Linked DNA regions of Homo sapiens: all the other regions are linked to region 1. The links are chromatin loops, found by intact Hi-C in ENCODE. Cell type or tissue: GM12878. All regions are shown on one strand.

Region 1 (8,000 bases):
TCATACTTAAGTTGACTTCGTTACAAAAATTCTTTTCTGTGGTTCTCTGGCTTTCATTATTATTAGAACAAAGAATCAAATATTTTAAATAACTTCTGAGTTCTTGTCCATTAGCAGGTAGGGTTCTTGAATTTTGAAAATGAGATGTGAAGAGTGACAGTCTATATATCTCTAAAACATCCCCAAATGAATTGAAGTTTGTTTTCAACTCTGAGCTCCACTTGGCTACAAGATGATAGTTGTTGTTACTGCTATGGTCATATTTGCTGCCATTTTTACTGTACTCCTTTCTGAAACGTCAAGGCCCTAGAGTGCTGGCATGTTGGTGTATATGACAGAGCAGAGTCAGGAATCTGAGGACACCAAAGGAAAAATGGAAAAACTCCCACAAGGAAGAGAGAGATTATGCTTAAAATATGTATCTTTATGAAAACATGCCGAACTCTCCCTATCCATTACAACCAGATCCATTGCTTTAAAATGGTACCTTTATGAAGTCATCCCCTTATTCAAAAACTATGAAGGCTTCCCCATGCCTATAGCATAAAGACTGAATACTGCATTTGGGCCTTCAAGACTTGCCGCAGCTGGCCTTCCTCTACAACTCAAAACGCACCTGCCCCATTTTCACTACACGTAAGGTTCTTTATCTCTACGTTATGGCTTTCCTTCCTGATGACGTGGTAAGCACTTTGTTGTCAGAGATCTGCTTTATTTACTTTTATATCAATTAAAGCATCAATGTCTGCCTTTTTTGCCCCTTTCTGGAGAAATCATCTATGCCCCACTCCCTCCTTTGGGCCAAGGTTAACACAACCTCTTCCCTTCCTTAATCTTGACAAGGCAGCAGCTACAGCCCTAGTTGAGTCAGAGCTGCAAGTTAAACTGTTTGTCCTAGATCAGGCAGGTTGTATGCCAGAGATGAGTCCAAACCATGCTGTGCATTCAAGCCACAGACCTTTCCTCTTCCAGAGCATTGATCTGTGTTTTGCACGTAGGCTCCCATCTTGGTTTCTTTCCTTATCACCCCAGTGAATCATCTGGTGGCCCAGAATCACCATGCTCTTCACCTGCATTAAACTACCGCTTGCCTGATTGCACTCACACAGCTGCCACACCCTCCCCACCATTTAACCTCGTAAACTTGTTTTGGCCTTATAAGCATCAAGACCTGCCTAACTCTGCCCCAGCTGGAAACCATGCCTTGCATTGCTCAACTTCCTTTGTCGAGCATTCTGATCCTAGATAAGTATCTTTGCAAGCTGCCTAACTATTCCTGGATTCTAGAGTTTTGTTTCCCAAGCATATTCACATACTTTCCAACTGCATAGCGTTTAGCAGAAGGCAAAACTGTTGTTTCCCTAAGAAAATTTTAAATTCCTATTTCCCTGGAGACATAATAGGTAACATGCCCTGAAAATGTCCTGTGTGTCTATGACTTAGTGCACTGAATTCAAAAGAGTTCCTGAAGGGTGAAATCATTAGCATATTTTATAATATTCAAAGATCATTGACAATAAGGGAATTGTATATAACCTGCTAAATGTGTTGTTAATAGTGTTAGAAATTTTAAGTGGAAAAACAGGTATTGATAACATTTAGGATGAGTCAATACAGAAACTCTAAGTATTCTGAAATTCAGAAAATTTCACCTGGATTTGGTGTCTACTTAAATGATATACATGTCTCAAATAAGAATATTATTTCTGCTTCATGTTTTTGAGAGGAATAACTAATTGCATTATGTACCTGAGATTATTTTTATTTATTTACATCATTTGTTTTTATAATTACAGTATTTTTTTTTTTTAGATAGAGTTTCACTCTTTTGCCCAGGCTGGAGTGCAGTGGTGTGATCTCAGCTCACTGCAACCTCTGCCTCCTGGGTTCAAGCGATTCTCCTGCCTCAGCCTCCCGAGTCGCTGGAATTACAGGTGTGCGCCACCACGGTGCCTGACTAATTTTTGTATTTTTAATAGAGACAGGGTCTCGCCATGTTGGCTAGGCTGGTCTTGAACTCCTGACCTCAGGTGATCCACCCGCCTTGGCTTCCCAAAGTGCCGGGATTACAGGCGTGAGCCACTGTGCCCTGCTATAATTACAATTAAAAGGTGTCTTTTGGAGGATATAAGAAGAAAAACTATTAGTCAAAAAAGCAAAACATTTGCTATAATCATATATCCCCCAATCATAATGATTATCATTCTCCTCTCTTTCGCTCTCCCTTTCACGTCACCATACATATCATTTCTTACCAAAATTAAATCCTTCTTTACATACATTTTGTACCTAGCTTTTATAATTGGCAAAAGTCTATGAACATATTTTCATACTAACATATATTCATATTATCTCCTGTAATGACCCTATGCGGTTCCTTTCATGTGCGTCCATGTGAAGAGACCACCAAACAGGCTTTGTGTGAGCAATAAAGCTTTTAATCACCTGGGTGCAGGCGGGCTGAGTCCAAAAAGAGAGTCAACGAAGGGAGATAAGGGTGGGGCTGTTTTACAGGATTTGGGTAGATAAAGGAAAATTACAGTCAAAGGGGATTTGTTCGCTGGCGGGCAAGAGTGGGGGTCGCAAGGTGCTCAGTGGGGGAGATTTTTGAGCCACGATGAGCCAGGAAAAGGACTTTCACAAGGTAATGTCATCACTTAAGGCAAGGACCGGCCATTTTCACTTCTTTTGTGGTGGAATGTCATCAGTTAAGGCAGGAACAGGCCGTTTTCATTTCTTTTGTGGTGGAATGTCATCAGTTAAGGCAAGGACCGGCCATTTTCAGTTCTTTTGTGGTGGAATGTCATCAGTTAAGGCGGGGCAGGGCATTTTCACTTCTTTTGTGATTCTTAGTTACTTCAGGCCATCTGGGCGTATACGTGCAAGTCACCGGGGATGCGATGGCTTGGCTTGGGCTCAGAGGCCTGACAGTTCCTTGTATTGATTCCCTGTAGTACCACTAGTCTCTTATGAATGGATATCACAGGGACTCATCTTTTTGCTATTTTTAAAATGTTGCGAAAATATCCTTTGGTCTACATCTTTGAGATCTAGTTTTTTTTTTTTTTCCTGTAAATATGCAGAAGTAGATGACTGGTGCAAAGAATAGGTAGTTTTCAGCTTTCAGATATTTACTGCCAAATTGCTCTCAAGAAAATTTGCTTCATGTTATCTTCCCTATGGCAGGGGATGGATGGGACGGCTCTTTTCTGGAGACCCCACTGTAGTTCTATTGATTAACAGGGCTCTTGTAAATTTCTGTCAAGCTGACAGGCAAAAAATATTGTGTATTGTTTTATTTTGTTTATCTAATGTATTCGTTAATTTAACAGTTATTTGTTGAGTACCTATTATGTACCAGGAACTCTTCAAGGGGTGAAGGGAAAGTATAAAACAAGACAGAAGATTTCCTTTCTTCCATGAGGATATAATTCTAGTGGGAGAACCAATAAGCAAACCAGCAGAAGAATCTTAGACTGGGAGACGTGCTAAGCTGAGAACTGGGGCAGCCGGTGCCTGGGGAGCTACACTGGAACTGTGATTGTGAAACCAATTCAAAGAGGTAGCATTTACAGTGAGACCTGAATGACAAGAAGGAGCCAGATGTGCAGTGATTCTCCAGGAAGGAGTTCCAGGTATCGAGAACAGCTGGCATAAATGTTTGAAGGTGGGTATAGCAGCACTATTCACAATAGCCAGAAGGTGGAAACAACCCTAACGTCCATCAGCAGTTGAATGGATAAACAAAATGTGGTATATCCATGCTATGGAATATTATTCAGCCTTAAAAACAAATGAAGGACTGATACATGATAATGTCAGGCCTCCGAGCCCAAGCCAAGCCATCTCATCCCCTGTGACTTGCACGTATACATCCAGATGGCCTGAAGTAACTGAAGATCCACAAAAGAAGTAAAAATAGCCTGAACTGATGACATTCCACCATTGTGATTTGTTCCTGCCCCACCCTAACTGATCAATGTAGTTTGTAATCTTCCCACCCTTAAGAAGGTTCTTTGTAATTCTCCCCACCCTTGAGAATGTACTTTGTGAGATCCACCCCTGCCCACAAAACATTGCTCTTAACTTCACCGCCCATCCCAAAACCTGTAAGAACTAATGATAATCCATCTCCCTTCGCTGACTCTTTTCGGACTCAGCCCACCTGCACCCAGGTGAAATAAACAGCCATGCTGCTCACACAAAACCTGTTTGGTGGTCTCTTCACACGGACACACATGAAACTATGACTTGGATGAACCTTGAAAACATTAGGTTAAGTGAAAGAAGCCAGTCACAAAAGAAGCCAGTCACATACATATTGTGTGATTCCTTTTATATGAACTATCTGGAATAGATTAGTCCATAGAGACAGAAAGGAGATTAATCATTGCCAGGGGCTGGGGTGGTGGTGGAGAATGACTGCGTAATTTGTATCGAGTTTTCTACAGGTGTGATGAAAATGTTTTCGAAACAGGTAAGGGTGATTGTTGAGGACATTGCGAATGTACTAAATGCCACTGAATTGTATACTTTAAAATCGTTCGTTGTTATGCGAGTATTAGCTCAATTTTTAAAAATGTGCTAAGGTGAGTATAAACTTGCTTGGTGAGAACAGAAGGGCTGGAGTTAGGTACATGTGAGAATGAAAGGAAGGTAGATGTGAGTTTTCTCTCCCAGGAGCAGAAATCTTTTGCATCTACCCCTTTCCTAGTAACAGTGGCTCTTTCCCTAGATCCTGTGGGAAAGATGGCTTCCCACCTCCTCCCCGGCGATAGACTTGTCTTAACCTGCATCCCTCCCGGTAAGCAATGAGTGTATGCCTGGACCCTGGGGCAGGAGAGTTTGCTGCCCTCTGCTGGCAGATACGGCATCTGCTTCATAGGAGAGAAGGGTCTGGGGAAATAGGAAGTGTGTTTTCTCTCCCCAGCAGCTGTTGATCACTTCCTGCAGGCTGCATCATCCGGCTAACTTTGCGGAGTAGAGGTGGGAGATTTCTCTTCTGCCTCCTTTGTTCTGCCTGCAGGCTTTCTTGTGGGAAAGCAAGGTAGCCAGGGAGCCCACACTTCTATGAGTCTGGAGTTCCCGGCTATTCTATACTGACAGTCTAGTCCATGCTTGGCCTTAATGAATTTCTTAAAATTTTAGTTGATTTCTCCTTACTTGCTTGTATGCTGCCTACTTCTTTTTCTCGTGCTCTGTCGAAGATGAAATAGTTATATGCCTTGTCTGTGCTTGGGAGGGTTTACGTCTCCTTGGAATTTAGTTCACTTAGTGCCTAGATTGCTCAGCTCCAGAGAAGGTATGATTTTGTAGGTCATCTGTTTTTTTCTTATCGTTAAGTTTGGAGTGATATTAACTTATGGCTTTCTACAGTCGAAGTGGAAGTATGTGTGTGTGTGTGTGTGTATATATATATATATATGTTTGATCTATGTATAGATTTTCCACTCCAATCCATAGATCCAATCCACTGTTTTTCCACAGTGCCACTAAGTTTTAATTACTATAGTTTTATAATATACTTTAACCAGTAGGATAATTTCTCTCTCATTATTCATCTTTAATGAAAAAAAGATCTGGGTTATTCTTGTTTTTTTTTTTTCTTCTAAGTGATCAGCAGGATTATCTTTCAAGTTCTCCAGGAGATCTCATTGAAATTTTTATTGGGATTATGTTAAATATTAGAGTAGTTCTTTGTCAGCATTTTCAAATTCTTGAAGGACTATTTAGAATTCTAATTCTTCTTGGGTTAAATATGATAATTTATACTTTCTAAAATATACATTATCAAGGTTTTCACATATAGTAAAATATATTCACATTTTATAAAATATTTTCTATAGGATTTTAAAATCTATAGTTCTCTAGTTATATTTGTTTAAAATTTTTTTGATTTTTAGTTTATTTGCATATATCGTAGAGGTATATATTTATGGGGCACATGAGATATTTTGGTACAGACAGGCACAGTGTAATAATACCATCATGAAAAATGAGGTATCCATCCCCTAAGCCTTTATCCTTTGTATTTCAAACAATCCAATTATACTCTTTTAGTTATTTTGAAATGTACAGTTGAATTATTATTGACTATAATCCTGTTGCACAATCTGATTATATTTCATTTCTGATTTTTTATTCTACCTGATAAATCTTTCCAGAGTTTATCTTTTTCAGTATGCATTTTGCAAACATCCAGCTCTGAGGTTTATTCTACTGTTGCTTTCCTGAACCTCAACTTTCTCAGCTGCTAAGTTGAAGATAATAGTATTGACTTCACAGGATTGTCTTAAGGTTTTGATGAGACAATAAAAGTAAACATTTTGGGCTGGGCGCAGTGGCTCATGCCTGTAATCCCAGCACTTTGGGAGGCCGAGGCGGGCGGATCATGAGGTCAGGAGATCGAGACCATCCTGGCTAACACGGTGAAATCCCGTCTCTACTAAAAACTACAAAAAAAAAAAGAAAATTAGCCGGGCATGGTGGTGGGCACCTGTAGTCCCAGCTACTCAGGAGGCTGAGACAGGAGAATGGCGTGAACCCAGGAGGCGGAGCTTGCAGTGAGCCGAGATCGTGCCACTGCACTCCAGCCTGGGTGACAGTGCGAGAGAGCGAGACTCTGTCTGAAATAAATAAATAAATAAATAAATAAATAAATAAATAAATAAAATAAACGTTTTGGCATAGTGTTGGTCACATGGTTAAGATTCAAAAAATAATCCAATGATCATCACTGGATTCTGTTTTTAAACATATTCATTCTCCTCTTCCTCTTCTTTAGGTTAATTTTACAACTTTTATTCAAAAGCCTTGAATTTCATACTAATTTAAAGCTATTTATTTATTTATTTATTTATTTATTTATTTATTTATTTTTTCTCAGTGTAGGCTTACCCATATCCTATAAATTTAGCTTTGAGGGATAACATTAAAGTTTCTAAGCCAGGCATGGTGGCCTAGAAACTGTAACCCCAACATGTTGAGAGGCCAAGGCGGGTGGATCACCCAAGGTCATTTCAAGACCACCCTGGCCAACATGGTGAGAACCCATCTTTACTAAAAATACAAAAATTAGCTGGGCGTGGTGGCAGGCACCTGTAGTCCCAGCTACTCAGGAGGGTGAGGCGGGAGAATTGCTTGAACCCGGGAGGAGGAGGTTGCAGTGAGCCAAGATGGCACCGTGGCACTCCAGCCTGGGCAACAAGAGTGAAACTCTGTCTTAAAAAATAAAAATGAATAAAAATAAAAAATAAAGTTTCTGAATTGATTGTAATTAAAGCATTGATTTTCTTCTTGGGTCAACAATCATTTAAAATAATAGTTTTGAGAGATTTCTGTTTTGTTTTGTCCTAATTTTCAAATTCATTTACTATTTTTATTAAGAAATATGATCTATTTTTACTACTGAGCATTTATTGAGGTATTTTGTAATACCTCAAGATCAATGGAAAGAATCTTTATTCTCTGTTTGAATAGTACAAAGCATCATATATACTGACAGTAACGAATGAGAAATTATAAAATTTAACTTTCTTATGCTCTAAAGCTAAGGAAAAGACTTTTAAATGCTGATAGCTGAACGAGCAATTAAGTTTGGCTGAAGTGAGGCTGAACGAGCAATTAAGTTTGGCTGAGGTGGAAAACTATTTTAAAAATAAAGGCTTCATAGATGAGATTTGGGTATGAAGAAAGCTTAAACTTGTAAACAAAATAGGAAAAGATGAAAAAGGGCAAAAACAATATTAACATGTTTTTGTTTTGTTTTTTCCCCAAAGGATATAATGAGCTTTTCTCTACATAAATGAATCTTTTTGTCAGCTTAGGAAAAATTTCTTCTATTATATATGTCAGTATTGTTTTTTGTTCCACTTGTTCCATTATGTTCTTTGAGAACCCAAATTGTTTATGTTTAATTTTGTTTCTCTTTTCTATCTATAAACTTCGTCATTGTTTTCTTCTGAATTTTGGGAAACCTCCTTGAGATTTTCCTCTCTATC
Region 2 (8,000 bases), 260 kb before region 1:
AGGTTTGTTACATAGGTATACGTGTGCCATGGTGGTTTGCTGCACCCATCAGCCTGTCATCTACATTAGGTATTTCTCCTAATGCTATCCTTCCCCTTGCCCTTCACCCCACAACAGGCCCTGGTGTGTGATGTTTCCCTCCCTGTGTCCATATGTTCTCATTGTTCAACTCCCACTATGAGTGAGAACATACGATGTTTGGATTTCTGTTCCTGTGTTAGTTTGCTGAGAATGATGGTTTCCAGCTTCATCCCTGTCCCTTGCAAAGGACATGAATTCATTCATTTTTTTCTTTCTTTCCCAGACAGAGTCTCTCTCTGTTGCCCAGGCTGGAGTGCAGTGGTGCGATCTCAGCTCACTGCAACCTCCACCTCCCGGGCTCAAGCAATTCTCCTGCCTCAGCCTCCAGAGTAGCTAGGATTACAGGCGTGCACCACAATGCCCAGCTAATTTTTGTATTTTTAGTAGAGATGGGGTTTCACCATGTTGGCCAGGCTGGTCTCAAACTCCTGACCTCATGATCTGCCCACCTCGGCCTCCCAAAGTGCTGGGATTACAGGCATGAGCCACCATGCCCAGCTGAATTTATTCTTTTTTATGGCTGCATAGTATTCCATGGTGTATATGTAACACATTTTCTTTATCCAGTCTATGATTGAAGGGCATTTGGGTTGGTTCCAAGTCTTTGCTATTGTGAATAGTACTGCAATAAACATACGTGTGCATGTGTCTTCATAGTGGAATGATTTATAATCCTTTGGGTATATACCCAGTAATGGGATTGCTGGGTCAAATGGTATTTCTGGTTCTAGATCCTTGAGGAATCGCCACACTGTCTTCCACAATAGTTGAACTAATTTACACTCCCACCATCTGTGTAAAAGTGTTCTTATTTCTCTACATCCTTTCCAGCATCTGTTGTTTCCTGACTTTTTAATGATCGCCATGCTAACAGGTGTGAGATGGTATCTCATTGTGGTTTTGATTTGCATTTCTCTAATGACCAGTGATGATGAGCTTTTCTTCATGTTTGTTGGCTGCTTCAATGTCTTCTTTTAAGAGTGTCTGTTCATACCCTTCGTCCACTTTTTGATGGGGTTGTTTGTTTTCCTCTTGTAAATTTGTTTAAGTTCCTTGTAGATTCTGGATATTAGCCCTTTGTCAGATGGATAGATTGTAAAAATTTTCTCCCATTCTGCAGGTTGCCTGTTCACTCTGATGATAGTTGCTTTTGCTGTGCAGAGGTCTTTAGTTTAGTTAGATCCCATTTGTCAATTTTGGCTTTTGTTGCCATTGCTTTTGGTGTTTTAGTCATGAAGTATTTGCCCATGCCTATGTCCTGCATTGCCTAGATTTTCTTCTACGGTTTTTATGGTTTTAGGTCTTAATTTAAATCTTTAATCCATCTTGAGTTAATTTTTGTGTAAGGTGTAAGGAAGGGGTCCAGTTTCAGGTCCTAGCCAGTTTTCCCAACTGTAATGGAACTTCTAAGCTCAAATTTTCAGCATGTCATTCCCCTGCTTAAACCTTTCATAGATTCCCCACTGACCTCAAGATAAGGGCCACGTTCTGAAACATAGCCTGCAAGGTCTTGCCTGACCTGGCCTTGGCCAGCCTGTCCAGGTTGATCCCTACCATGCCCCACCTTTCATGCTACGAAGCAGCCACAAAGTTAAATATTCCTTTCTCTAAGTGGCCCATGATCTCACTGGCCATATGGCTGTTCGACAGGTAAGTCCCTCGGCCTGGAGCTCTCACTCATGTCAGGACTTAGCTTTCATGTCTTGTTCTCTGGGTCATGCTCCCATTCCCACACCCCAGGCTCCCACAGCCATCCACTTTTAGAGCATTCACGACTCTGATTGCTCTTTGTGTGTGTGTTTTCTCTCATTACACCAAAACTTCCTTGATTATAGGGACAGCATCTAGTTGAAAAGAGAAGAAAAAAAGAGCAAAAAAAATTATAAATGAATGACCCAATAAGGAAATACAACTAATACACTGTTGGTTTTCCAAGGAGGAGATCATTTAAGGCATCCTGGAAAAATGATGTTTTATCTGAGCTTTGAAGTATGACAAAAGGCTTTCACAACCAGGGAGTAAGTGTGAAGTATTTGAGGCTGAGGAGAATGGCAAGAGGTTAGGCATGGCTGGAAACCTGTCAAGGACAATAAGACCAAGAAAATAGGGGAAAGCTCAATCATTGAGGGCTTCTGATCCTGTACTATGGAGTCGAGACTTATTCTGCAGGCCACAGGGAGTTGGGATTGTTTCTGTGTAAGGGTGTGACAAGAACCAACTTATGGACTAGAAAGAACAATCTAGCAACAAGGCGAAAGAGGCATTGCAGAAGTGAGAGACTGGAGGTAGTGAAGCCAGTTGGAGACCATGCCAACAATCCAGGTGAGCGATGAGGAGGCTCTGGGCTGAGGCAGAGGTGGGGTGGGGCTTGGGTAGGTGGGGGAAGACATTGTGGAATGAGAACAGGCAGCATTTACCATGATCAGCTAGAAGGATGGTGAGGCAGACGTGCAATGGGACTGACAAGCTGTGTGTCCCAAACAATAGTCCAATCTCTTGGGTACTGCTCAGCGTGCATTGGGAGGAGAGTGTTCCACACTGCATTGCCATTTAAAAGGACATTCCAAAAATGTAGCCCATTCCATGAAGGGCAAGAAAGCAGCCTGGATACCTCGGTCAGTGAGACATGGATTGAAGAATGCGATGTTGTTTAGTTTGGCAAATACATGCAGAAGTGAGGGGAGATGTCATAGCGGCCTTCATATATTTGAAACTGTCCCATAAAAGAGATATTAGGCATGTCCAGAGGGCAAAACTCAGGCCAAGAGTGAGCTGGAATGGAAAGAAAAACATATTTTGGCTCCATACAAGGGAGATCTTTCTAACGTGTAGAGCTGTAGGCTACTTTGTCAACTAAACAGCTCACCTGCACTAATGGCCACACAGAGGGCAAGGGACCCTGTTGGGACACATAGAAAGGGGTTTCTGGGGTAAGATGGGACGTGAGACTGAGGTCCTGTAACCCTGGAGACTTTAGTTTCCTTCCATTGCTATCCTAATTCACTCCATGTTTTTAATCACAAACATAGTATTAAGAAGAAATACTGTGACCAGGAAATCTTGACAGGGAAGAGGAATTGTATCGCGAGGACAGTTCTGCTGCCAGGGGAGAAAAAGTTTATTCAGTGCCCTCTGGGACACTTGCTGACCTCTGCTCTCCTGTTCACCTCCCACCTCTTCTACGGAAACAATGGGATTTTCCTCTGGGTTAATATGACCCAAAGGGGCTGGCTGTTCTGGTCCCAGCCACATGACAGTTGGGAAGTCCCCACTTATTAAACACTGACTTCCTCGTTTCTTCGGTGTTTTCAGACATGGGGCAAGGCAAATTCAGTGTCTGGGCCTCTGCCTATAAGAATTCTGTTTCCCTTGCTATGCTGTTTCTCATCTCCACTTTCTCTTTCTCTACTCAACTAACTAATCAGCTAACTTTCTCTTTCTCTTTGATCATAGGGCTTTGTCAGTCAGTGATAAACTAGAAATATTCCTTTTCAGGGATTTAGAGACCAGGGACTATGCCAAGTTCTTAATAACTATATCAATGATCAATATTTCATAATTTATGTAATTAGAGAACATATTTTTCTATTGATTTTTATGGCCAGGCCTCAAAACAACCTATGAGGTGAAGAATCTGAAGCTTAGAGAGATTCAGCCAGTTTCTCAAAATCTCCTAGCTGTAAGAGACAGAGTTGAGGATCTGTGGTCTGACTTCAGAGCCTGGACCTTCAATCAGTAATCGATGCTACCTCTTTGTCTGGAATAGGCCTTCAGACAAGAGTAACTCACAGACAGGTGGTCCTCAAACTTCCACCCTCTCTTCAGACTGCAAACTCCCTGGGCACAGGGACAAGTCTCACCATGAGGCTAAGAGCCCTAATAATTGCATTGTCCAATACATAGAATGAAACAAATGAATAATTTTAATAATGTTTGTATGTTGAAATGATAATATTTTAGATATGTTGGATTGAAAGGTATTAGATTTGATTTTACCCAGTTCTTCTTACTTTTAAATATGTGGCTATTGGAAGTCTGGCAATTACATATGTGGTCCTCATTGGCTTCTGCTGGACAGCACTGCTTTAGAAGATGGAGGCCATGCCTTTTCTCTGAGACCAGCTGAAGCGTTCTGTTAAGGAGCTGGCAAAGGGAGGATGCCAGAGAAAAAGCTGGAAACTAAATCCTGCAGAGTCCCTAAATGAGACGAGATCTCACAAGACTAAAGCTGGCACTTTACCATGACACCTCGTTCTTCGTTCCTTTCCTCCCTAGACTCTGAGGTTTTTGATGGTTGTTGCTTTCTTGCTTGTTTGTTTATTTTTGAGAAAACGACCACATGCTCACAGGCAGGTCCCCCGGCCTCTGGCCTGCACCAGAAAGCCTTCTGTGAGGCTGAGAGCACAGCCACCCTCCTCTCCCCTGCTCTTTGTTAACATGTTTTTCCCCATTCTGCACTGCCCAGGGCTGAGAGCTGTGTGGGAGGCTGATACACAAAAGGCACAAAAGCATCCCTGGAAATATAGTGAGAAGGGGACATTTATATTGACCAGAATTCCTTTTAGGGTGAGAATCGTTTTGTTTGAAATGTAGGAATAATTTGATACTGTGCTTTGTGTGGTGGGGTGTAAAGACCCCTAGGTCCTAGTGGTTACTAAATTGCTTTCTAAAAGTGGCGATTTGGTTCATTGTAGGGCTTTCCTTCTGCTGAGTTGAGTGTGCAAGTTTGAAGCAAGAGATGAACTGCTTGGGGCAAACAGAGAGGTAGAAAACTGCCACAGGGATTCTATTCTCCTCTTAATTTACTAAGCATGTGTTCTTTTGTCAATATTTTAATGAATATTGATTGGACAAGAAAGCAAATAATTAGACTCTGGGACACTCACATATCTTAGCCTGGCGCTGGCATGCTCTGATGAAAAGCATTTTCCCTATAGCTGCTTTTACAGTCTTACCTGGTTTAGTGAAGATTGTGTCTGTGTCCAGTGATGTTCAAAGCGATGGCAGGGCTGCACATGTGCATGATGCACGCTTTAACACATCCTCTCTGGGAAAGCAAGGCAGGGGGCACTTTTTTAAACCAGAGTATTGATTTCTAAGATGTAATAAATAGACCTATTGTACTCATGAGGAATGCCAACAAATACATCTTGAAATGAAGATGTGAGGCTACCACAAAAACGGAAGAGATGGGGGAAGGCCAAGGAGATATTTGCTTAAACTACAATCATCCAGTCAATGTGAAAAAAAAACAAAAACAACAACAACAAAACCCTTCCTCAATCTTATCTCTCTCTTCCACTCAATCCCAAGAACCATAAATAGGTTATATTCCTTTTCATAACCCAAAAGCAGCACCATCTTTAATTCTTTTCTGATAATCCCTCCTTACCCTCCCCTAACACTTTAGACAGTATTCTGTATCCAGTGGATACAGGTTAAATAAATATAAGTTACTGACAGGAGACTTCTTAGCAGGGCCTGGCCATAAAGTGCCTTCATGACCAGTCCTCATCGTCTGGACTCCCATGATTGAGTAAGAGAGGCTCTCTGTCCAGAAACTGAGCATGACTTGAGCAAGCCTGTGGGCATTTGCCATTTTTCTGAGCCTAAAACTGCAGCACCTGATTCTGCACATGGTCCAGGCAGAGATAGATTGCCCAAACAGTGGGATCTGGCTCTTTCAGTTGTGGCTGGAGATTGCGTGAGACATGGCAGCTCCAAACTTCTGGGCTGCTTGGTACCCAAGGAAATTGGGGATTGATGAGTTTGCTGAGCTGTGAGAAGTTGTTTTGAACTTTTCTAAGGGAGCTAAAAGACATAGAGTCACATTTCTCCTCGGGGTACCTGGGCACCAGCCCAATAGTCTTACAGTGACCTCTTCCACACACTTTGGGTGGTTTGTTCTCTGGAGATGCCCATTCCCATGTTCTGTATGTGGGAAGTCAGGAAAAAGTCAAGAAAGATGCATTTCTTCCAAAAATTGTCATTGACTAATTCTATTCTCCTGAGGATAGTAGCAGCAATTGCTAGTAATATGTAATAGTCATATTAGCAAACACTTAATTGAAGCTTGCTGTGTGCTAGGTACTATTCTAGGCACATTGCACACACTAAGTATTTAATCCTCACAACAATTCTCAGAAGTAGGTGCCATTATTGTCCCCACCTTATAGATGTGAAAACAGAGGCACAGAGAGGTTAAATAATTTGTCTAAGATCACACATTTGATACATTCAGATTTAATCAGAGTTTGGATTCTTAATTTTACACTAGATTGCCTTTCAGTGTGTATTCATTCACTGTTACATATGTTTGTTTGCTCATATCACAGTGCGGGGAGTATATCAGGTAGAATTTACTGGCCAAATTCATCTTAGACACCAAAAAAATTGAGCCCTAGGCATAGGCTTTCACATCTCTGCAAAGCACTCGGCCACCTAGTAATGCTTTGTAGACATTTTCCCTGGAAGGCTGACTGATGTGCAGCAGGTACACATGTGATGTTGGTGGCACTCGTGTGGTAGTAAATTGAGTGGACCACATTTTTATCGTGTGGTCTATTTGGCTCTGAATGTGTTGTTGTGGCCTCTGACACAAGTTTTATTTTACGTGATCTAAATGCGAATTCTGAAGTTTCGATTTTGAGAAAAGAAAGGAACCTTAAAACATACTGGACTCAAATGCCATAATAGTCCTATGCAGACTGTGGAGGGCTCCACAAGGCAGGCTGAGGGAGGGAGAGGGTTAGAGAAGGAAGGAGGCAATGAGGGACACACAGGAAACAGGGGCCACCAAGAAACAGGCAGCAATTTGTTATCAAGCAGTCTAGAGTTTCTCATAGAGAGAGAAAAATGAATTCGGGCAACTATTTCTTGGGTAGGAAGATCATTCAGAAAGCCTGTCAAATCCAAGGAAGTCATGGAAATGGTTGTGGTTTACTGTTTGTGATAGTGAACAACATAGATCTAATTACTTTATTTAGAGTTAGCATTAAGGTTTAGATGTACTGTGTGTGTCTGTGTCTGTGTGTAAAAAAAAAAAAATGTTCGTAAGGCTGGGGGATTATGCCAAAGGAATAAACTGAACAGAATCTCTCTATCTCTCTCCTCAACTCCTCTCTCCCCTTAAGTCTTAGAAATAAGAGAAAAAAAATATAAAAATATACATGTTAAAGTAAATTTTTTTTTTTTTTTTTTTTTTTTTTGGTGAGACAGAGATGTACTCTTGTTGCCCAGGCTGGAGTGCAATGGCATGATCTTGGCTCACCGCATCCTCCACCTCCCAGGTTCAAGCGATTCTCCTGCCTGAGCCTCCTGAGTAGCTGGGATTACAGGCATGTGCCACCACGCCTGGCTAATTTTGTATTTTTAGTAGAGACGGGGTTTTGCCGTGTTGCCCAGGCTGATCTCGAACTCCTGACCTCAGGTGATCCGCCCACCTCCCAAGGTGCTGGGATTACAGGCGTGAGCCACTGTGCCCGGCCGTTAAATTAAAATGGAGACTAGGCCTGAAGAATTCCTGAGCAGACAAAACCAGTGAGGCCTCAAAAGTGACCTCAACTTTGCTTGATTTGCAAACGTAAGCAAAACTTAATGAGCTTTTTCTTGTAAATGCCTATTAAAGAAAAATAAATCTTAAGCTCAACCAATCAGACACAGCCAACAAACTTACAATTACATAACTACAGACTTTCCAATAAGATAGACCAAATAAGACAACTGTGTAACTGTAACCAATCAAACGTCTGCTTTGCTTTACTTCTACAGTTGTCCTATAAAAGTCTTCCCCTTATGCTCTCTCTGTGGAGCCCCTCAATCATTTTTTGGTTGGAGCTGCCCAATTCGCGAATCATTGTTTGCTCAAATAAACTCTTTAAAATTTTATTGTGCCTCCATTTACTTGTTAATATATGTCA
Region 3 (8,000 bases), 240 kb before region 1:
ACCCATCACAATTTCTGAAAATCAGACCTAATGTTCCCCTTTGCATTTGCTGGGCTGGCTTTTGGTATACTACAATTTTATACCTTTGGAAACTTTGAAGATTTTTAAAAAAATACTTCCTTTAATTTTGCTATCAATATCTTTTCCATAATGTGTTTAAAAATATTTATTGTAGGCCGGGCGCGGTGGCTCACGCTTGTAATCCCAGCACTTTGGGAGGCCGAGGCGGGTGGATCACGAGGTCAGGAGATCGAGACCACGGTGAAACCCCATCTCTACTAAAAATAAAAAAAAAAAAATTAGCCGGGCGTGGTGGCGGGCGCCTGTAGTCCCAGCTACTCGGAGAGGCTGAGGCAGGAGAATGGCGTGAACCCGGGAGGCGGAGCTTGCAGTGAGCCGAGACTGTGCCACTGCACTCCAGCCTGGGTGACAGAGCGAGACTCCGTCTCAAAAAAAAAAAAAAAAAAAAAAAAAATTTATTGTACATGTAACATGGGCCAGGCATTGTTCCAGCTTGTGGAAACAACATGGAAAAAAAGATATAGGACCTTGGTTCTCAGAGAATCTGCAATCTAATTACAGAGCTTATTATGTTAGGGTGGGTTACCAAATGTCTTCCTTCTTGGGTCAGTTGGAGGGAGATTTCTGGAGAGCAGCCTTTTTGGGGATTTGTGCTATATACCTGAAATCATTGAGTTGACTTGATCAATGGTTCAGATGAAGCCCTTTCAATTTTCTGAGAAGATATACAATTGCAATAATTAGAAAATGAGTTTTAGGTTGCCAATAGTGAAAGACATGGATGGGATTATTCCTGAACAGCTCAAGAACCAGGATGTTGAAGAGTCTTAAACAAACCATGTGAAAAGCATTTCTACTCACAGATTCTGCTAGACCAAGATATGATACAGGCCAGGCATGGTGGCTCATGCCTGTCATCCCAGCACTTTGGGAGGCCGAGTTCAGCGGATCACCTGAGGTCAGGAGTTCGAGACCAGCCTGGCCAACATGGTGAAACCCTATCTCTATTAAGAATACATAAATTAGTCAGGTATGGTGGCACACGCCTGAAGTCCCAGCTATTCGGGAGGCTGAGGAAGGAGAATCGCTTGAACCCAGTGGGTGGAGGTTGCAGTGAACCAAGATTGTACCACTGCACTTCAGCTTGGGAAACAGAGTGAGTCTCAGTCTCAAAAACAAAACAAAACCAAGGAGTCTCGCTCTGTCGCCCAGGCTGGAGTGCAGTGGCGCGATCTCGGCTCACTGCAAGCTCTGCCTCCCGGGTTCATGCCATTCTCCTGCCTCAGCCTCCCGAGTAGCTGGGACAAAAGGCGCCCGCCACCATGCTCGGCTAATTTTTTGTATTTTTAGTAGAGATGGGGTTTCACCGTGTTAGCCAGGATGATCTCAATTTCCTGACCTCGTGATCCGCCCAACCTGGCCTCCCAAAGTGCTGGGATTACAGGCGTGAGCCACTGCACCCAGCCCCGATACAATACGTTCTTTAACACTGGGTAATATTTATTGAGTGTCAGGTTTGTGGAGAATGTTTTGTAAGAATAATTTCCTATAATTCTTAGAGGTAGGCATTATCATCATCATTCCCATTTTAAAATTGAGAAATGGAGCTTTAGAGAGAAGCTTTATGTAATTTGTCTAGGAAGTATCAAAGCTATAATGTAAACCTAGGATGTCTAGTTCCTTAGCTTTGCTTTAATCACTGTGCAATATACCTACTCCTGAAAAATACTTGAATCCCATTATTGTCAACTAGTTGAAGGTTAGAAATGCACAGTAGCTCTGGTTTTTCCAAGAAACTTGGAAAAGAGAGAATAAGCAACATCAGTGTATGGTCGAGAGTCCTAGCCTCCTTGTGTTTTTACAATTGTGATGTCTCTGCATGGCCCAGCATTTCAGGAACTATCCATTGAAAAGCTCTGAAAACCAAAAACAAGTTCATTTGCAAGTTTTCATAATTATACATGGCTGTGACCTAATTCTTCCTTTTGCTTTGTGTTTGACTAATATGTATTAGTCACATCTAACCTCCAGTTTCTGCTCCCCTACCCAGCCCCCAATTTGTTAGGGAAGGGTAAAATTCTGATTTTTGCCTGCCCAGACTTTGAGTTTGGAAGCTAACTTAAAATCTTACAGAATCTCTCTTAGCTTTCTCTATATCCCTCAAGCAATCCATGAATGAAAACAATGAGCACTGTGCTTTTCTTTTTGTTTTGTTTTTTTGTTTTTTTGTTTTTTTTTTTTTTGAGATGAAGTTTCACTCTTGTTGCCCAGGCTGGAGTGCAATGGCAAGATCTCAGCTCACTGCAACCACTGCCTCCTGGGTTCAAGTAATTCTCCTGCCTCAGCCTCCCGAGAAGCTGGGATTTACAGGCATGCACCATCATGCCCGACTAATTTTCATGTTTTTAGTAGAGATGGGTTTCACCATGTTGGCCAGGCTGGTCTCAAACTCCTGACCTCAGGTGATCTGCCTGCTTCGGCCTCTCAAAGTGCTGGGATGACAGGCATGAGCCACTGCACCCGGCATGCACTGTGATTTTCATATGGAACACTGGGCAAGTGTGGCTTTGGTGAATTGTATGAGACATTTTACCTACATAATCTCATTCATGTTTTTGGCCTTTTCTATCCTTTGAACAGGGTCTAATTGGCCTACGGTGATATATTATGTAATAAATCCCTGTAAAAGGACACTTTTTCATAGAAATTCAGTCATGTTTAAAAATGCTTCATAAATCATGGAGCACAAAACTTATTGCATTTGCAGCTCTTGAACACAAGTGTAGCGTGATTTCTATTTGTCAGCATCTTGTTCAAGGTAAACTGGGCCAGTAACAAGTATGAGCTTGAAGGATTTAAATAATGGAATTAACTGACTTTGTTGTATTTCTCTATTTGACCTCAATAAACACAAAATATATATTTTCCCCTCATGTTTATAAAGCATATACAAGATTTAATTACATACTTGGCCTACAAAAAGCTTTAATATTATTTCCCCAAAGTAGAACACTTGTACAACATATTCTCCTACCAAAAAACCAAAATATTGAATTTCTACAGTAAACAAAATAATAAAAATCTACTTCAAATAAAAAAACCTCTTCTAAATGACTCTTGAATCGAGAGGAAACAAACGAACAAAAACAACGGAGATTACAAATGCTTTAGCAATTAATGTAAATGAGCCCTCTTCATTGAGAAATCTCCATAATGCGAATAGAGCCCCAGTCAGAGTAAGCTTCATGACTTTAACCTTTCTATTTTAATAAAATGAATCAGAGACTTAGTTCAGGGAACAACCTAGGAAACTTAGAAAAAAGAACAAAATAAATTGCAGGTGAAAGCGAGAAATAAATAAAAGATGGAAATTACTATATATATATTTAAAAACCTATCAAAGAGACTTTAAAGAACACTGGACTTATCAATAAAACCAAAACTGTTTTTTTTTTTTTAAACAAAAATACTTAATGGATAGGCTTGCCAGATAAAATACTATACGCCTAGTAAAATTTAAATTTTAGGCTGGGCGCAGTGGCTCACGCCTGTAATCCCAGCACTCTGGGAGGCCGAGGCAGGCACATCACCTGAGGTCAGGTATTTGAAACCAGCCTGGCCAAAGTGGTGAAACTGTCTCTACTAAAAATACAAAAAATTAGCCGGGCGTGGTGGTGCATGCCTGTAATCCCAGCTACTCAGGAGGATGAGGCAGTGAGAGAAGAGAGACAGACCTTCTCATATTGTTTTATATTGTTTTATACTCAGAAAAGGAAAGAGAAGCAAAACTAAAGGTGCCTAGGATTCAGACCCGAAACCAAGGAATCAGACCTGAAACCAGGCCTGGGCCTGCCTGACCTAAGCCTAGTAGTTAAAATTCGACCCCTGACCTAGCAACTGATGTTATCTATAGATTATAGAAAGACATTGTAAAACTTCCCAGTCTGTTCTGGGAACTTTTCTGAAACAGTTTCTGAAACAGAACTGTTTCACTCTGACCACCGGTGCATGCAGCCCCTGTCACATACCCCCTGCTTGCTCAATTGATCATGACCTCCTCATGCGGACTCCCTTAGAGTTGTGAGCCCTTAAAAGGGACAGGAATTGCTCACCTGGGGAGCTCGGCTCTTGAGACAGGAGTCCTGCCGATGCTACCGGCCGATAAACCTCTTCCTTCTTTAACTCGGTGTCTGAGGAGAAAAGAATAGTTATCATCTTTGGAAAAAAAAAAAAAAGGGAGGGTGGAATTTATATAAAAAGAATGTTATATGGTAAATTATTGTCCTGAAATATATTAACTGGTTGTTTAAAGAAAGAAATGTTTGTAATAAGTCAGAAAGTTAAGGCATGTCGAAAAATTGCCTGTAAAAGTCGTGAAAAGAAAAAGTTATAAAAAAAAGTGTGTTAAAAAGAAAGAATTTATGCAAGAAATGTATAATTTAAAAGTAATTAGGCCTCCTAAATGTAAAACTATTGAAGAGACAGTTTATGTGCAAGGTGTATAAGGAAAGTAAAGTATATATTTGGTAAAAGGATTATAAGGAGGCATAAGAATGTGGATTTTTACCTACATTAAAAGGTTAAAAATATGTGTATTTTGTTTTAAAGGTTTAAGGAAGTTTTAAAACATTAATTGTGTGTAAATTCTGTGTGTAAACATATTAGCTAAAGTTAAAGAAGTATCATCCAGTTTTTCTGTAAACCGGACATTAAATAAAAGCATAACAGGTTTTTCTTAAAGCACCAACCTGTTCTTTAACAAAAATTATAAATGGTTAAAAAGAGTCTAAAACATCTTACCTTATAGTCAAACATTAAAAATTAGATAAATATGTCTACAAGATTTTATTAAAATTAAGTTTAACATTAATAACACACTAATATAAAGATAAAATTTAGCTTATCTGGTATAAAAATCATACAAAAAGCATTATTAAATATAAAATGGTTTTTAGCTCTCTTTGGTCTAAAGGCTAATAAAAATAGGTGCTAAAGGAAATTTCTCAGTAAAAAGGCACTAAGGACTATAAAGTCCACTGCCAAGGTCCCCACATTCAAAACAAAAGGTCGATTTCTTAGAAATTATATACTTGGTTTACCTTCCACTTTCCTTTCCCTCAAAACTAAAAGTCTTTTAGCACATGTACTACCCTTAGAATTTCCGGTAAACCAGCAGCAGCCTGAAGATCACGTTCTCATCGAAAGGTGGAAAGAAGAAAAACTCCAGTCAGCCTGGGAAGGACCCTACCTTGCGCTGCTAACCACCAAGACTGCTGTTCGTACAGCAAAAAAGGATGGACTCTTCACATCCGAGTCAAGAAAGTGCCACCCCCTCCAGACTCGTAGGCCGTAGTCCCAGAGGAAAACTCTACCAAACTAAAGCTAAGAAAAATCTAACTATTTTCATCTATTCTATTACTCGTTCTTCTTTTCGCGCTCTATTGCTGACCATCTAGTTATTAACATAACCAAGTCAATTTCGCCTCAAACTGTTGCATTTAATGCTTGCCTTGTTATAGCCTGTGAGGACTTGCCAAGTCAAAGACAGCTGTCTACTTCAGAAAAGTACTTCTGTCCCTCCTGACTCTCCTCAGACTGGGCATTAGTAAACTAAGGCCATTTAATCCAGGGAGATTTCAATAAAGGCCCCAGTGCCAACCAGGAGTCTTGCCCCCTGAGGCAGAGCTTTCATGCCATAGTTGGTCCAACATTCTGTGGACCACTAAAGAACAAGGATGGACTGCCCCAACTGGTTTTTGTAATTTCCTAAAATCATACATTCATTTTTCTAAAAGATCATAGAAGTTAAAGACTTAAGACAAACTTTAGCAATTAAGACAAGATACCAAGATGCAAATGCCTGGTTAAAATGGATCAAATATTCCATCTGCACGTTAAATAAAAGCAATTGTTATGCTTGTACACATGGCAGGCCAGAGGCCCAGATTGTCCCTCTTCCACTAAGGTGGTCCTCCAGTCGACCAGGCGTAGGCTTCATGGTAGCCCTTTTCCAGGATTTTACAGCCTGGAGTAATAATTCATGCCAAGCTCTCTCTGCTATATCCTGAAGTCCGGCACCCTGCAGGTCAGCCCCCGAGGGCCATCCAGCTTCCATCTCCCAACACTAAGTTCACTTCGTGTCTCTCACAACAGGGAGGAAACAGCATTCCTTGGAGACCTGAAAGGATGCGATGAGGCCCCTGTTCATCCCTGAGCGGATGTGTGGTGGTATTATGGTGGACCTTTACTACGCACTCTGCTGAATAACTAGAGTGGGACTTGTGCTTTAGTCCATTTGGCTATCCCTTTCACCCTGGCATTTCATCAACCAGAAGGAGAAAATATAAAACATCGTAAAGCGAGAGAAGCCCCTTATAGGTCTTTCAACTCTTACATCTATTTAGATGCAATTGGAGGCCTGCAAGGAATACCAGATCAATTTAAAGCTTGAAATCAAATAGCTACAAGATTTAAGTCAATATTTCAGTAGGTGACAGTTAATAAAAATGTAGATTAAATAAACTACATCTATTACAACCAACAGCAACAAGCTTTTCATGAGTTAAAAGAAAAACTCAGGTTGGCCCCAGCCCTAGGGCTAGCTGATCTGACAAAACTTTTTACACAGTATGTGTTGAAAAAAGGAAAAAAAAAAAATGGCAGTTGGAGTTTTAACCCAGACTGTAGGGCCCTGGCCAAGGCCAGTGGCCTATCTCTCAAAACAGCTAGACAAGGTTTCCAAAGGCTGGCCCCCATGTCTAAAGGCCCTGGCAGCAATGGCCCTGTTAGCACAAGAAGCAGATAAGCTAACTCTTAGGCAAAACTGAAACATAAAGTCCCCCCATGCTGTGGTGACTTTAATAAATACCAAAGGACATCATTAGCTAACGAATGCTACTAGATACCAAAGCTTGTTCTATAAAAATCCCTGCATAACCATTGAAGTTTGCAACACCCTAAACCCCACCACCTTGCTCCCGGTATCACCCAGCCCAGTTGTACATAACTGTTTAGAGATATTGGACTCAGTTTATTCTAGCAGGCCCAACCTCTGAGACCATCCTTGAACATCAGTAGACTGTGAGCTGTACATGGACAGGAACAGCTTCGCCAACCCTTGCAAAGTGACTCTAAAGATGACAAGCCCGGCTCCAGTCACACCCGGAAGCTGACTGGTCCACGCACAGCCCAAGCATGAAAAAACTCATCGCAGGACTCATTTTCCTTAACTTTTAGACTTGTACAGTAAGGACTTCAACTGACCTTCCTCAGACTGAAGGCTGTTCCCAGTATATAAATCAAGTCACTAAAGTGGCACGAAAGGTTGCTATGGTCCTATTATTTTATGGTTATTATAAGTGTGCTGAAACTCTAAAAAAAAACTTGTTTGTATAATGTTATTCTATACAAGGTATGTAGCCCAGGAAATGACCAACCTGATGTGTGTTATGACCCATCTGAGCCTCCCATGACCACAGTTTTTAAAATAAGATTAAGGACTGAGGACTGGTGGAGGCTCATAAAGGATACAAGTAAAGTGTTAGCCAAAATAGACAAACAAAAAGGTGCCCAAATGAGTCACCTTAAAATTCGATGCCTGTGCTCTCTTATTATTAATAATAAGTTAAAAATAGGATGAGGTTCTCTTAATTAAGAAAGAGGTTATATGACAGAAAATAAGTACATTTATCATAAATTAAGACTGTGTAAAAATAAATGTAGATACTGGTCTTGTGTCATTTAGGCTACTTAGATGAAAAAAATGAAAAACTCCTGTCCACCTTCAGCAAAGGAAAAGTGGCCCTTCCTGTACCAGTAGCCAGTGTAACCCCTTAGAACTAGTAATAACCAACCCCCTTAATCCTCGCTAAAAAAAGAGGAATGTGTAACCCTAGAAATTGATGGAGCTGGACTGGATCTTCAAATAAATATCATAGTTTGAAGAAAAGTTTACAAACGCTCTCCTGAGCCAGTATTTC

The links. A loop is a pair of places that touch in the nucleus more often than their neighbours do. Peaks named below come from ENCODE experiments on the same cell type or tissue, not always from the same donor. Only the 100,000 strongest peaks of a DNase experiment are listed, where the experiment ranks them.
Region 2: a loop joins it to region 1, with 3 times the contacts of the local background. A loop is called at or near these places in 2 of 110 quality-filtered maps.
Region 3: a loop joins it to region 1, with 4 times the contacts of the local background. A loop is called at or near these places in 2 of 110 quality-filtered maps.

What each region holds. Positions count from the first base shown.
Region 1 is chr5:116,943,248-116,951,247 of GRCh38, forward strand. All of the region lies in intron 1 of LOC105379137 (a long non-coding RNA gene), which reads right to left. Among named protein-coding and RNA genes, the nearest start is that of LINC02214, 190 kb to the left of the region's middle. RefSeq lists enhancers at 1-15, 1,028-1,717, 2,410-3,099. In GM12878, a CTCF peak has its summit at 4,864 (motif pointing left); a DNase peak (open chromatin) is centred at 4,824; H3K27me3 peaks cover 155 bases.
Region 2 is chr5:116,678,470-116,686,469 of GRCh38, forward strand. No RefSeq gene overlaps it. Among named protein-coding and RNA genes, the nearest start is that of LINC02214, 80 kb to the right of the region's middle. RefSeq lists an enhancer at 3,163-3,592. In GM12878, no CTCF peak of the experiment used is centred here; a DNase peak (open chromatin) is centred at 3,412; H3K4me3 peaks cover 579 bases; H3K27ac peaks cover 1,229 bases.
Region 3 is chr5:116,700,936-116,708,935 of GRCh38, forward strand. No RefSeq gene overlaps it. Among named protein-coding and RNA genes, the nearest start is that of LINC02214, 57 kb to the right of the region's middle. RefSeq lists enhancers at 3,640-4,366, 3,773-3,872. In GM12878, no CTCF peak of the experiment used is centred here; DNase peaks (open chromatin) are centred at 1,976 and 3,976; H3K4me3 peaks cover 341 bases; H3K27ac peaks cover 1,078 bases.